2 separate regions of the Homo sapiens genome follow, and region 2 is linked to region 1. A link is an interaction called in ENCODE POLR2A ChIA-PET data of the cell type or tissue named here. Cell type or tissue: PC-9. All regions are shown on one strand. Links, peaks and the distances in the headings refer to the core of each region. The heading gives the core; the rest is flanking DNA.

Region 1 (7,802 bases), core at 1,310-6,309:
ATTAACTTTTTAACATCTCTGTTCTAGTTTAACTATCAAGGCATCTATTGCTCTTGTTTCGTCCTTACCACCATGCACCATACCATTGACCTGCTTCTAGGTCCATTTATTTATTCATGTATTCATTCAACAATCGTTAAGCACCTCCAATGTTCCAAGCCCTACATGAGGCGGGGCTCTTTTCCACTTTGGGGTTGCAAAGTGGACAAGAACACAGTTCCTAGGAATATATACGTCTGAGCACTGCTCTGGTGGAGATCAGCAAGGTGACATGGAACTATACAGGAGGCAGTTATTTGCTCTATTATGTTTCTGAAACAGAAGATCTCAAACCTTCAGACCTTTAAATCCACTGTTATCCAATAAACCACAAGCCCATTATAACTCTTGATTTATTTCTATATTATTGAATTGGATTCTGCCTCGTATTCCAGTTAGTCACTGCAATATGGTTGCTTACTTTTCTGTTCTCCGTCTAGTTTCTTCAGAAATGGTATTTATATTTATTTCTCTTTGCTCAAATGGATATCATAAGGAAAATGTGAGGAAGTCAGCTATGTTTGGAAATCATTCCACACAAAAAATTGCTGTCTAAGACATTGTACTTAATAGTCAGTTTCTAACAAAAATTACAGATAAAAATATAATATCTAGCCAATCATATTTTGAGTTAGTTTACTCATATATATATTTCTGTTCTTAAAAGCCTACACTAAGGACATTTAAATGCTTAATTGATGAAGATAATTCTGAAGATGTGACATTTGTTTAGAGTGTAGCTAGACATGAAGAGGAAAAGCAGGAAAAGAAATTTAGATGGAGGTATGATGAAGGATGGCAATTAAATGCCATGTTTTTCTGAAAAGAGGACAGCTTTTTTATCTCAATAATTTAACTGTAAAACTAGGGGAGCACTTAAATTTGAACAAACCAACATCTACTGGTGAAAGGAGTAATTGAAAGCTAACATTCCTATTGATAGTTAAACGCTGCATAGAATGAAGTAGATCCAAACAGCTTAGTCAAAGTAAAAGTAAGAAAGAATTTTAAGGTAGAGTACACAGTGCATGTAATGGAAATTTGAAGTATATAAACTGAAGGCAATAACAGAATCATGCATTAGAAGGAATAATGCTGTGGAAGCCATGCATTTGAAGGAAACTGGGTGGTGGCCTCAGCTCTTCTTTCTTCCATCCCAAGAAAGCCCGCTGTGATGCCCCAATACTTCTGGTGAATTGTTAAATGCTTCTTTGACCACTTCTGGAAATTTTTGAAGACAAAGAGATCCCTTCTTTGCAAACAGTTTATTCTATAAGTGAGCAACTGTGATTGTTGGAATTTTTTTCTCATACCGCAATCAAATTAACCTACCCATACCATCTACCAAGTTATTTGCTCTGAAGGCACATGAAGTTGAGTATTCTTCATGATAACAGCGCTTTGCATATTGGTTCTTCTAGATTTCTCAACGAGATATTTCTCAGTTTTAAAATCATTCTTTCTAGGAGCTTGTTTTTATACTTTTCAGTATCTTGGGCCTCAATTTTTCAAGGTCCCTCTTAAAATATGGCACTGATCACTCCAGATGTGGTTGGTCTGAGCACTGCCAAAATGACTGGTGAACTCTTTATTATCTTCATCCAGCTCAAGGTTATATTTCCTTTGGAGGGTTAGTTCTTCCATATTAATGTTTATAAAGAGAGTTTAGTACTTTATTATCAACCTTTCTTAGCTTTGAATGTATCCGTTCTGTTTATTTCTTTCTATTTAATTCACAAATGCTAATTGAGCACCATGCTATTTTAGGCACAGTGCTGGGCCCTGGGGACAAATGATGAATAAGACTCTGGCAGGAGAATTTTATGATGTTCTAGTGGGAGTGACAGACACATAAAAATAATTATAATGTGATGTGTGATATATATATAAACTTTAGTGCTATTAGAACATAGGATGTGGAGCAAACTGCCTGGGGAAACTGGTAATGGTTAATCATTCACTCAATCATTTGATAAATATTTGCCAAGAACTGTCTGTGTGTAAGGTACATAATAGACACTCATTTATGTGATTATGAATCCCTCTAAGTAAGAAGTCTATATTTTTCTAGATTATGGGAGTTTAATAAAAGGTTTTTATAAAATTCCTTACTACATTTTCTTTTTGTCTTTTAATCTGGTAATTCTACCAGGATATGAAAGGAGGTTGATATAAAGAATAACTATTGGTTGCTAATGATTGTTGATTTCCTTTCAAAGTTCTTAAAAACTACTTGTTTTATAATTTGCCCTGGAATGTGAACAAAGAATAAAATTCATGTTATAGTTTTACAGTTTGTACGATATGCCTTTTACCTTTCTTTGGAATTTACCACTGCTTCCCTTTGTTATAATTCCTCCAAGACTAATAGCAGCATTTTCGTGATCACATTTGTAGTTTTTTTAGGGTGCTCATTTGTGATTTTGTGGGGGTCATGAGGACTTGAACTCAGAGTCCCAGGGTATTCCTTTACTGTCTCTTATTTATACTAGGCTTTTATTCCCTCTAACTCATGTTTGTTGTAATTTAAAAATAAGATTCAGTGATGGAGAAGAAAGACACAAAATATTGTGAGGAATTTAGTACTCCGACCTCAGTTCTGAATCCTTCCCTCCTCCATTCAGTAGATATTTATAAGTGCAAGCTTTGTTCCAGATGCTGGGCTTTGCACAGACCTTAATATTCCTTCGCTCTGCCCTCCTTGGATCCCCACTGCTACTGACCTGGTTCAGGCCCTCATCATTTCTCACCTGATCTTTTGCAACAGCCACTTAACTCATCTACCTGCCTCCAGCCTTGTCCCTCTTGCTCCATCATTTGCCAGGCAGAGTTCTCTGATGCGAAAATCTTACTCCCCTTCTTAAAACTTTCATCTGTCTACCACCTACAGGATAAAGCCCCAAATCCCCCACTGCTGGTCCAGAGCTGCTTAAGTTCCCTTCATCCTCCATGCTGTGTCTCCTGTCAGTGTCTGTAAAAGCTTCCATATATTGCATACTTGTTACATGCCAAATACTGAGTGACAGATACAACACATGTTGCTCTATCTGCAATGCCTTCCTTGTCCCAGTCCCTTCACCTAGCTCCTAGTTATTCTTCCAGACTAAGCTCATGTGTCACCCTTCCAGGAAGTGTTAATTAATACCAGCAACCGCCCACCCGCATCCCTTCCCTATATAGTTTGAGATGGGAATCCCTTCCTGCTCCCATGACAGCTACCTCTGTCACTGTCTTTACCACATTATTTATGTGTCTTTCATCCCCAGACTAGCATTGTCCATTAGGAACATAATGTGAACCACACATATAATTTTAAATTTTCTAATAGCCACAATAAAATGGGAAATATTAATTTTAATATATTTAACCCAATATGTCCAGTATGCTATTATTTTAACGTGTTGTCAATATAAAAATGATTAATGAGATGGTTTACATTCTTTGTTTATACTTAGTCTTTGAAATCTGATGTGTGTTTTACACAGTACATCTCACATGCTCGATAGCCACGTAGGACGTAGTGGCTACCATACTGGATAGTACAGGTCTAGACTATGACTCATTGAGGACACAAACCACATCTTGTGTCCCTGGCACAAAGCCCAGTGCCTGGCATTTAGCAGATACTCCATTAATGTGGAAGTAGAAGAGTAGAATGGAGCAATCTGCATCCTGTATAAAAAGTAAGAACAGTCTTTATTAAGGTACTTTTCTCTTTTGCATTTCCTTATGATCAATCTCTCCCTATTCTGCAAGGGGCGCTTTTGTTTCTAGACAGTTAGGTATATTGCAACAGAAATACAAAGTATAAAAAGGAATTCGTATTTAGTTTTCTGATATCCAAAGCTAGCCTTTGTTTTTAAGAAAGAAAAGAAGTTTTTCTGGATTTTTAAAGTTCCCATAGATATATCAAAAATTTAGACCTTATAGATTAGCAGGTATACTAACATTTATTTGTACTATTCAATATGTACAAGAAAGTCCTTTCACCTGTCCCCAGTGAAAATAAAATTTTGTGGTAGTATACATAACTATGTGTATAATATATAGTTATTATATATATAATATATATAGTGATATGGTTTGGCTCTGTGTCCCCACCCAAATCTCATCTTGAATTGTACTCCCATAATTCCCACGTGTTGTGGGAGGGACCCAATAGGAGATAATTTGAATCATGGGGGTGGTTTCCCCCATACTGTTCTCATTGTAGTGAATAAGTCTCACGAGATCTGTTGGTTTTATCAGGGGTTTCTGCTTTTGCATCTTTCTCATTCTCTCTTGCCACCACCACGTAGGAAGTGCCTTTCGCTCCCACCATAATTCTGAGGCCTCCCCAGCCATGTGGAAATGTAAGTCCAATTACACCTCTTTTTCTTCCCAGTCTCGGGTATGTCTTTATCAGCAGCATGAAAACGAACTAATACAGTAAATTGGTACCAATAAAGTAGGGCGTTGCTGAAAATATACCCAAAAATGTGCAAGCAATTTTGGAACTGGGTATCAGGCAGAGGTTGCAACAGTTTGGAGGGCTCAGAAGAAGACAGGAAAATGTGGGAAAGTTTGCAACCTCCTAAAAACTTGTTGAATGGCTTTGACAAAAATGCTGATAGTGATATGAACAATAAGGTCCAGGCTGAGTTGGTCTCAGATGGAAATGAGAAACTTGTTGTGAATTGGAGCAAAGGTGACTCCTGTTACATTTTAGCCAAAAGACTAGTGGCATTTTGCCCCTGCCCTAGAGATTTGTGGAACTTTGAACTTGAGAGAGATTATTTAGGGTACTGGCAGAAGAAATTTCTAAGCAGCAAAGCATTTAAGAGTTGACTTGGATGCTGTTAAAAGCATTCTATTTTAAAAGGGAAACAGAGCACAAAATTTCAGAAAATTTGCAGCCTGATGATGCAGTAGAAAAGAAAAACCCAGCCGGTGCGGTGGCTCACGCCTGTAATCCCAACACTTTCAGAGGCCGAGGTGGGTGGATCAGCTGAGGCCAGGAGTTCGAGACAAGCCTGGGCAATATGGCAAAACCCCATCTCTATGAAAAATACAAAAATTAGCCTGGCGTGCTGGCGGGTGCCTATAGTCCCAGCTACTCGGGAGGCTGAGGCAGGAGAATCGCTTGAACCCAGGAGGTGGGAGGTTGCAGTGAGCCCAGAGTGTGCCACTGCAGTGCAGCCTGGGCAACAGAGCCAAACTCTGTCTCAAAAAAAGAAAAGAAAAGAAATACCTATTTTTTGGGGAGAAATTCAAGCTGGCTGCAGGAATTTGCATGAGTAACAAGGAGCCATGTTAATCCCCAAGCCAACGGGGAAAATGTCCGCAGGGCATGCCAGAGGTCTTCACAGCAGCCCCTCCAATCACAGACCTGGAAGCCTAGGAGGAAAAAATGGTTTTGTGGGCTGGGCCCAGGGTCCCCATGCTGTGTGCAGCCTAGGGACTTTGTGCCTTGTGTCCCAGCAGCTCCTGCCATTGCTAAAAGGTGCCAAGGTACAGCTCGGCCCATGGTTTCAGAGGGTGCAAGCCCCAAACCTTGGCAGCTTCCATGTGGTGTTGAACCTCCGGGTGCACAGAAGTCAAGAATTGAGGTTTGGGAACCTCCACCTAGATTTCAGAAGATGTATGGAAACATCTGGATGCCCAGGCAAAAGTTTGCTGCTGGAGTGGGGCCCTCCTGGGGAACCTGTGCTAGGACAGTGCAGAAGGGAAATGTGGGGTTGGAGCCCCCACACAGAGTCCCGACTGTGGCACTGCCTAGTGGAGCTATGAGAACAGGGCCAGACCCCAGCATGGTAGATCCACTGATAGCTTGCCCTGTGCACCTGGAAAAGCCACAGACACTCAGTGCCAGCCCATGAAAGCAGCCAAGAGGGGGGCTATACCCCGGAAAGCCACAGGGGCAGAGCTGCCCAAGACTATGAGAACCTACCTCTTGCATCAGCATGACCTGGATGTGAGACATGGAGTCAAAGGAGATCATTTTGGAGCTTTAGATTTTGACTGCCCCACTGGATTTCAGATTTGCATGGGCCCTGTAACCCCTTTGTTTTGGCCAATTTCTCCTGCTTGGAACAGCTGTATTTACCCAATGCCTGTACCCCCATTGTATCTAGAAAGTAAATAGTTTGCTTTTGATTTTACAGGCTCATAGGTGGAAGGGACTTGCCTTGTCTCAGATGAGACTTTGGACTGTGGACTTTTGGGTTAATGCTGAAATGAGTTAAGACTTTGGGGGACTGTTGGGAAGGCATGATTGGTTTTGAAATGTGAGGACATGAGATTTGGAGGGGCCAGGGGCAAAATGATATGGTTTGGCTCTGTGTCCCCACCCAAATCTCATCTTTAATTGTACTCCCATAATTCCCAAGTGTTGTGGGAGGGACCTGGTCGGAGATAATTTGAATCATGGGGGCGGTTTCCCCCATACTGTTCTCATGGTAGTGAGTAAGTCTCACGAGATCTGATGGTTTTATCAGGGGTTTCCACTTTTGCATCTTCCTCATTTTCTCTTGCTGCTGCCATGTAAGAAGTGCCTTTTGCCTCCTGCCATGGTTCTGAGGCCTCCCCAGCCACGTGGAAATGTAAGTCCAATTAAACCTCTTTTTCTTCCCAGTCTCAGGTATGTCTTTATCAGCAGTGTGAAAATGGACTAATAAGTATAAGATAGATATATATATAACTATATATGCAGTTATATATAATATAGCATATAATAAATGAAACTGTTCAAAAGAAATACACTATTCAAGGTGGTCAAATGACTTAAATGAAACTGAGACCTTATCACCTGATCATGTAGTGCTTAGATAAAAGATGTTGTGTTATGAAGAACAAAAACATCCTTAAAAAATTAAAAGTGTTAGAGTACATTAATTATATTCTGGGTTTTTACCCAAGTACACGAGATTCTTTAACATGCGGATTCTTTCTCCACCTTCAACCTCATTCAGAATGTTCTAACACTGAAAAAAATGTTGTCAAAGGATAAACATACAAGAATGCTATGGAGGAAGAATAGGATTCAGAGGTTCCTGAGAGAAGGCAAAGGGCTGGTTTGTTGCTCTTTTACCTACTAGAAAAGATAATTAAGGCCAGGTGGGATGCATACAGTAAAAGAGGGCACCTGAACAAACAAGCATTGAATTTGGAGAATGCCTACGAGTCTGTGCTGGGCTACGTTCCCAAGACAGACTCAGAAGTTACCTGCCCTGCCAGGTACCTCCTAATCTACCCTCTCCAAAGGGAAGATTTTCTTCATGGCTGTAGGAAGCGCCTCTTGAAAGCTCCAAATCTTATTTTTTTTCTACATGATGAATTGGCACAGTACTAAGTTTGACTCATTATATTAAACAAGAAATTTTTGATGGTGGAATGGATCCAGAGTTCCTTGAAACTGTCCAAATGGTCCCGCATAAAGGAAACACTTCACAGTCGTTTCAGTGTACCTACAACTAAAAAATTGGTGTCAGTCTCTAGATTCAAGCTGATGGTTCCTGTGGGAGAATGCAAATTCAAGGTGAATTAGAAGATGTAATGTGAGATGCCATCTGTGAAATAAGAAATGGAACACTTTATTTAAATTCTTGGTTTCTTGTAGCCTTCTAATCAGAAATGTAAAAGAAAGGCTTGGCATAGCATTCTGGAATAATACTGTGACTCCTTTTGCCTTTCCATGTGATCTTATTCTTTTTGTGTTTATGGAACGTAGATAAGATGCTGAGTGCTGCATTCTGCATTTTTTGCCTCAGGCATTTAACAGAATG
Region 2 (7,802 bases), core at 1,837-6,836, 67 kb after region 1:
ATGAGCTCTTTAAATATCATATTGTTCTGCCAAACAAGGCCCTTGTTTTAGGGAGTGACTAAGAGACTGTCACTTCTTGGGCCAGGAGAATGAAAATGCTCTTCAGGCTCTGGGAAAAGGATAGAGATAAATTGTGGATACTGTTCCTAGGACATCCCTCTCCATTTCAGTCTATGTCTGACTGGCCTGTGTTTTATACTGCAAGATGACAACTCAGCTGATTTATTCAGCTCTGTGTTTTCCTGAAGTTCTTGCTATTGACCCACGCAAGAGACAGAAGGTTAGAATCTATCTTCTTTGTGGACAGTGCTAAGTTAATGCCAAAAGATCTACCCTAGCCTGATGCTGCTGGGGCTGGCAAAGTTATGTGAGCTCAGAAGTTGAGACCAAGCCTCCATCTCCTCTACTTTAAGTGGAAAGTTAACACAGTCTGGAAGAGTCAGCCAGGAGTATCAGCCCGTTTGTGTTAACTTGCTTTTATTTTTTCTTGCTGAAAACAGAAGTGAATTACACTCTTCACTGAATCCTGCTGCAGAGGAAAATGATGCAACACTGGTCACATGACACAAAGATAAAAGGCCCTTTATGCAAACCTAGTTCTTTATTGTGTTTCCATGTAAGGAGAGGTTCAATACCCACACTACAAAGCAACACAGAATTGTTGCTCTTAATCTTGGATCTTTCTCTACACGGAGAAGCCATGATGTTTTACTTTGTTTTTGTCTCTTTTTAAATTTTTCTGCCTTTTTGACCACGAGATTCATTAATTTTTATGTAATACAAAATATAGAAAGAAATTATGTAGGCTCATTTGATTTACTTTTGACTAAACAAGAGTTTTTTCTGTGCAATTTGGGACTGTTACGATCATGTGCTTTGTCTCAGCCATATACTTGCTATGTGACCTTGAGCAAGTTACTTAAATTCTGATTCCTAAAAAAGAGACTCTACCTGATGTGTATGAGCTGTATATGGGTATATATGTATATATAGAGAGAGAGAGAGCTACATAATCATGTATATCTCTTTAAATAAATATGTTTATCTATATATACCTACTCCTAGAGCCATAACAATTAAAGGAGTTGACATTTATGAAGTGTTTAGCATATTCACTATTGTACTTGCTCAAATAAATGGTAGCCATTGTTATTAGTAATTTGCCTAATTAATGCTTGTCTAAATCCCTCTGTAAGTTAATGGTTTTGTCATGTTGGCTCATTGCCAAGACAGTATGACCAGGAACCAAAGAGTCTTGGAGCTTTTTTGTGACATCTTCTTGACTTGAGGATCTGAACTTTACCACTCCCTAGAGAGGATATTTTGGTAGCAAAGTACATTTCTGGAACTTCAGAAAATTAACCATCTAAAGATATCCAAGATAGAATGTGTTCCTTCTAAATTCAGAGCTATGTATGATGGCTGAAAATATAACAAGGCATTAGCGTATGCTACAGTTGCAGCGTTTTCTTTTTCCTTTTTGTTTTTCTTTTTTTCTTTTCTTTTCTTTTTTTTTGGGGGGGGTGCAGAGTTTCACTCTTGTTGCCCAGGCTGGAGTGCAACAGCATGATCTCGCCTCACTGCAACCTCCACCTCCTGGGTTCAAGTGATTCTCCTGCCTCAGCCTCCCAAGTAGCTGGGATTATAGGCACGCACCACCACTCCTGGCTAGTTTTTTTGTATTTTTAGTAGAAACAGGATTTCACCATGTTAGCCAGGCTGGTCTCGAGCTCCTGACCTCAGGTGATCTGCCTGCTTCGGCCTCCGAAAGTACTGGGATTACAGGTGTGAGGCACCACACCCGGCCCAGTTACAGCATTTTCTGTGAGCATTTATGTGAATTAAACCTGAAGCGTGAGCTTTTTGGATTTGGACCAAACTCTTATCCTGTGTGTATGAGTTTCACTCTAACTGACCCACTTCCACTTCCCCTTCCCCTACCCTTTCTACATACTTCCATTGTAGCAACAGTGGCATTCTGTAACTGCTTTACCTGTCTGGGTCCCTCTGTGGCTAAGAATCAACCGTCTTTTCATTTTTCTACCCTCTAGCACATCTTAGGGCACATTGGCTCTGTGAATAATCTGTTAAATATTGAATGAGTGAATAAAATCTCTTGAGTGGGTGTGGGAGGTCTGTGCCTAAACTTTGCTAGCATGTCGCCCCTCAGTGGATGAGCACCCAGCAAGCAGTAACAGTGTTTTGTCTTTTGGGATCTTTCTATCTTTTATTCCAAGCAGGAACTCAGCATCTAATCTTAGCTCTGAAGTCTCTTTCCTCTGTAACCCTCACCTGTTGTTTTGTTTGAGTGAGTTCAACAAGCTAAATTGTACCATTGTGTTCACAGAACTCTGGGCAGATATGTCCATGAAAAGAAAAGTGTAGAGTGAAATGATGTTTTATTTGTATAATGATCAGCCAACTTGAGGAAACATTTCAGAGAGAAATTGTTTGTTTATTTTTAAATCATTCAGCACTGTCAAGGATTGCTATCTGTAAAAATACTAACTTTTTCCTACATTTACCTAAATGTCATTAATGTTACAAGGATTTAACTTACTTTTATACCTTCTAGGCACTTTTGCCAAATTGGAAGGAAACCATGCTCAATGAAGTCTGCTGAGCTAATTTAATTCTTTACTCACAAGGTCTTTTTCCACGTGGGGAATGCTGCTGTTTTATATTTATTTGGAGACACTGATGGCCTTACTAGAAAAAAAAAATCTGAATATAAAGATTTTATCTTCTTGATTAAGGTGCATGTACTCAAATAGCTGCCCCAATTGGACATGCCTGAATAAGCTTCAGGAAGTGCCTGAGAGTCAATAAACAGTCCTCCCTTTCCCTTCTTACCAATTATTAAATGCTTACATGTGTAGGGTACTGTGGTACATAGAGTACACAGTGATTCAGCAGGCCCAGCTCCTGCCTTCTCTGGGCTTCACAATCAAAGACAGCCTACTTTGATGAAAGGGAAGGTGTAAGGAAGTTGCAAGAGAACAGAAATAGGTGCTCTGCCCATGCCAGGCATTGTGCTGGGACCTGGGGACACTGACCTAAATAATCATTTAGAGAAGGAAGTGATTCATCATTTTAAGAGGGAGGGAAGAGGCTGAGGGATAGTTCCATGGAGACTGTGACATTTGAACATGAAGACTGTTACAGAGAAGAGGGGGAAAGGCAGAGGGAAGAACCTGAGCAATTGCAGGGAGTTGGGGAGGTGCCTGAGGGAATGACAACTGGATCCCAAGTTCCCTGAAGGAGTGACAGATTGTGTATACAAAGGCAAGTTGGGTCAGATGACAGGGAGCATGGAAGGATCTGCCGAAAGGTCTGGTCTTATTCTGAAAACAGTGGGCAACCCCATAGGTTTTTTTGTTTGTTTGTTTTTTGGGACGGAGTCTTGCTCTGTCGGCTGGAGTGCAGTGGCACGATCTCAGCTCACTGCAAGCTCCGCCTCCCGGGTTCACGCCATTCTCCTGCCTCAGCCTCCCAAGTAGCTGGGACTACAGGCGCTCGCCACCACACCCAACCCCATAGGTTTTTAAGCAGGGAACAGCATGATCACATCCCAGCAAATTCAGGGACTCTGCACTGAGAATGGAGGTAGGGACAATCACTGCGAGAATGACCCAGGAAAGAGACAACAAGGACTCAAAATAAAGTAGTAGCAGAGGAGTTAGATAGAAGGGAACAGATTCAAGCCAGTTGTCTGGGGTAGAATTGTCAGAGTTTGGTATCTTCCCTGGGTCCAGCCTGTGTTTCATTTTAATGTATGATAAAAAACATGCATGATTATGTAGCTCAAGCAAGCTGCTTTAAAAAAAATAGGCAGAAGCAATTATTTGATGAACAGTGTTTTAAAATTATACTCAGCTAGACAATATGCTCTTTAAATAGAATATTTGCGTTGAGGTTAAAAGGTGATGGCGGGGTTCTCTCTTGACGATACTCAATTGATTTAATATTCCAAATTAACACAGTGGTGTTGTATAGCTGCTATGTAAAGCCCCTATACATTCATTTTATAGTTATTCCCAGGTCATAGATTGGCGGAGATTTTCTTTGGTTTTGTTTTTCAAGGAAACACACATTTTAGATGGCCACATGACCTTAAACCATTTAAATGTCAAACAAATACCTAATGGATACTGCATAGCTTGTTGGATTACTTCGGTATAGTTTTAGAGTATCAATTCATCTAAGTTGTCTAAGCACTTTTTACATATGACAATCTCTCGGAAAAATATAGTGTAATTTTCATAGAAAACAAAGGCATCATGAAAGCTCCCAAAGATAACACCTCTTAAGAAACAAGTTCAAGATGATCTCTGTCAGGTGCTTTTATTATATTCAGAATTATATATGGCTTGGTCCTGCAGTGACACACAGGCATTAGCAGTTGTTTCACCTTTCTTTCTATCCTTCAGGGATAGCAGTGTGCTTTCCTGGGCCATGTATAGTTGCATAATAAACCCTTCTAGGAGAAAATGTCTCCTAATCTTAGGGGAATTTTTGAAAGCATATTTTGCTGTTCTTATGCCACTTCAAACTCCATCCCATTAGGCTAGTTGAATCAGATTCTCCCAGTGCCTCCTCCCCACCCTTATGTGAGGAAGTTTTAGCAGTCATGTTAACATTATGGGCTGACAGGGCATGACACTGACTACTTCAGAATGCCACAGAGTACTCTGGTGACAATTATTACATGATGGCATCACATCAGTCATCACATAAGAAAGTAAGACAGAGGTGCACCTAACTCTTCATAATGAAACAACAGGTTGTAAACCTTACACCTGTACTATCTTGTGCACTCTCAGTTCTCTGAATAAATATTGCAAAATAAAGAGACCTAAAATTAAGTTTTAATTATATCCACCACATACGCATTTTAGGAAGACCCTTACAACATAACATGTCAACAGACTCTGAAAAGCAACAATGAGGATTATTCAGGGAAACAAATCTATACCAATATGGTTGAGAATAGAGGTAATAACTTAATCTGAGTGGTTATACAGCCATAAAACTCCATTCATGTAGATACATACTTAATTATTTCCGTTTCCTTCTGATTTGGGAGCTCAAAATTATTTTATCCCAGGATGTAGTTGGGTGAGGAAAATGACCGTTTCCCTTTTATTTGGTTAAGGGAGGTTTTGTGGTATAAGTGGGACTTTTACAAGGTCTTTGAAGGAGAGGATGGGTTGGCAGGATTGAGGGAAAAGACATGTCAAGCAAAAAGTGTGTAGTTGGGAGAGGAAGAAGCAGAGGAAGGGAGTGGTGAGATGACTGGCAAGAGCAGATGGAAGGGAATTAAAGAGCTACCTACCGGAATGAAAAAGAAGCCCAACAAAAAACCCTACAGACATTTGCCAGTTTAGCTTTCTGCTTAAATATTGAGCTTGTTTTCCCCAGCACCCGAATTACTCCTGAGTTTTCAGATGGATGCTAACTCTGTGAGACGAGTATACTCTATTTACAAGATGAAATGATTCTGCTATAGGAGTACTCTATGTCAAAATAGTGGTTTTGTTAATGCAAGTTTGTATCAGGAAATCACAATTTTTCAATTCAATTTTACCAGCTTTTCTTCTCACATGGATGTGGTTTTAAAAAATTAAAGATTTCAACAAATCAACCAATATTCATTGAGGACCCACTGTGTACAAAACACTGCAGCAGAAGCGATGATAATTTGCGAAGTATGAGGTGCTTTCTACAAAGAAGTAGGCAAGGTGGAAATCCCTGTGATATTCAGAAAGAATGAAGATGTCAGTATAGGAGCTAGCACAAGACAATGTGTGATCAATCATAACATGGATGATATGGTTAGAGCTAGAGGAAGATTAAGATGTTTAAAAATTTTTTCCCTAGTCAGTTTTATATTTTTGGTTTTGTAATAGATTTGGGTGCCATATAGAAGTATTTAATATCAGAAATCTCTTTTATGATCTTTTGCTGCTCAACTTCTAGGAGGCAATCTGGTATAGCAGGAAGAGTACAAACTCCAGAGATGGAAAAGCTATATTCTAGTCCTTTTTCCTGGCATTTATTGAGTGTGCTGTCTTTGACAAATTACTTCAGTGTTCTCTTCTATAGAGTGGACATAAAGGTGACCACCTCCCAGTCTCACCTGGCCTGATACTTTTTGAAGTGATCAATAAATGTTATTGAAACAATAAACCAGTATTTCTAATAACTTATTTGTGAATATATATGACTACATGCATTTACTAATCCATAAAGACACAACACTAGCTTTTTCTGAATAGTTTTCCATGTTTATCTGCAAAATTATTCCCTGTGTGTCTAAGTTTTATAAAAAGCGTTAATTGGTCTAAAGCAGTGTGCCCAACGCAATACCAGGCATGCATGTAATTCTAAGTTTTGTAATAGCGACATTAAAAAGAGCTTAAAAGCATTGAAATTTTCATAATTTATTTTATCTAATTCAATATATCTAAAATGTTATTTCAACATGTAATCAGCATAACTATTAATAAAATATTTTACCTTCTTTTTTTGAGGAATTCAGAACTCAGTGTGTGTTTTACACCATCAACATATTTAAATTTGAATACCAAATTTATCCAAAACACTTGATCTGTATTTGTATTTAATAAAATTTACAGTTGAAAAAGTACTTTCATATATGCAGATTTGTCCAAACATACTTAAAACATTTCCAATAACTGAACAAAGTGTCAGTTTTTAAGTTTGAATTTAAATTAATTACAATAAAAATAAAAATTAAGTTTCTGGCTGGGCACGATGGCTAATGCCTGTAATCCCAGTGCTTTGGGAGGCCGAGGCAGGCAGATCACCTGAGGTCAGGAGTTCAAGACCAGCCTGGCCAACATGGTGAAACCCCGTCTCTACTAAACGTACAAAAATTAGCCAGTGTGGTGGTGTGGGCGTGGAGTCCTATCTACTCGGGAGGCTGAGGCAGGAGAATCGCTTGAACCCGGGAGGCGGAGGTCGCAATGAGCTGAGATCGCACCACTGCACTCCAGCCTGGAAAACAGAGCGAGACTCCATCTCAAAAAAAAAAAAATTAAGTTCCTTAGTAACACTGACCACATTTCAAGGGCTAAGCAGCCATATGTGGCTAATAGCTACTGTATTAGAACACAAAGGTAGAATTATTTCAAATAGTATTCTCAGAAAGTCCCAGTCTTAGACAGAAGAGTTATTTTATAATATAAAATAATGACATTCTTAGACTGGATTTTATTTTGGGAGTTGTCTCTTACCGACTATGCTTAGTAATGACTTCTGACACTCCTCAGCTTATCATTTGGCCTGCTAGATTTATGACATATCCTTTGAATGAAGCTCTCTAGATTACTTGGCCTAAAGAATGTATAGATACTATTAAAATGCTGCAGGACAATTGCTGTTTCTTTATGTATACACCTGACTTCATCGTCTTTGCAGACGAACTGTCTCGGTCCCAGACTGTGTTAGTTTTCCAAGGTCCCACGGCTTGTTAATGGCAACATCAGCCTATGAACATGGACTTACAGGTCCATAATGCCACAGAGTCCATACTTGGCCTCATTTAAGTGCACATGCGTCCCTGATGCACTTTGGACACTTAAGAGTCTTCCCTGAAGGAGGATCCTTTCTTGGGCTGTATTTTTTAATCCTCAAAAATATAATCAACTCAAAATACAAGGTGAAATATGGAAAAACACATGAGCTAGACTAGGTTGTCTCCTTCTTGGGTAGAACAGGTTGTGGGGATGAGGATATTAGGCAAAGAGGCCTTAGTAGTAAAAGGTTGTGTGGCTCTG

What was found. ChIA-PET counts read pairs that join two places held together with the same protein. Peaks named below come from ENCODE experiments on the same cell type or tissue, not always from the same donor. Only the 100,000 strongest peaks of a DNase experiment are listed, where the experiment ranks them.
Region 2: POLR2A ChIA-PET joins it to region 1 with 7 read pairs; 2 of 35 experiments call an interaction of 5 or more read pairs at or near these places.

Annotation. Positions count from the first base shown.
Region 1 is chr13:31,979,115-31,986,916 of GRCh38, forward strand. No RefSeq gene overlaps it. Among named protein-coding and RNA genes, the nearest start is that of FRY-AS1, 49 kb to the right of the region's middle. In PC-9, for the core only: no CTCF peak of the experiment used is centred there; a DNase peak (open chromatin) is centred at 3,617.
Region 2 is chr13:32,046,066-32,053,867 of GRCh38, forward strand. All of the region lies in intron 1 of FRY (FRY microtubule binding protein), which reads left to right. Among named protein-coding and RNA genes, the nearest start is that of FRY, 18 kb to the left of the region's middle. RefSeq lists an enhancer at 427-721 and a silencer at 1,846-1,925. In PC-9, for the core only: no CTCF peak of the experiment used is centred there; a DNase peak (open chromatin) is centred at 2,926; H3K27ac peaks cover 747 bases.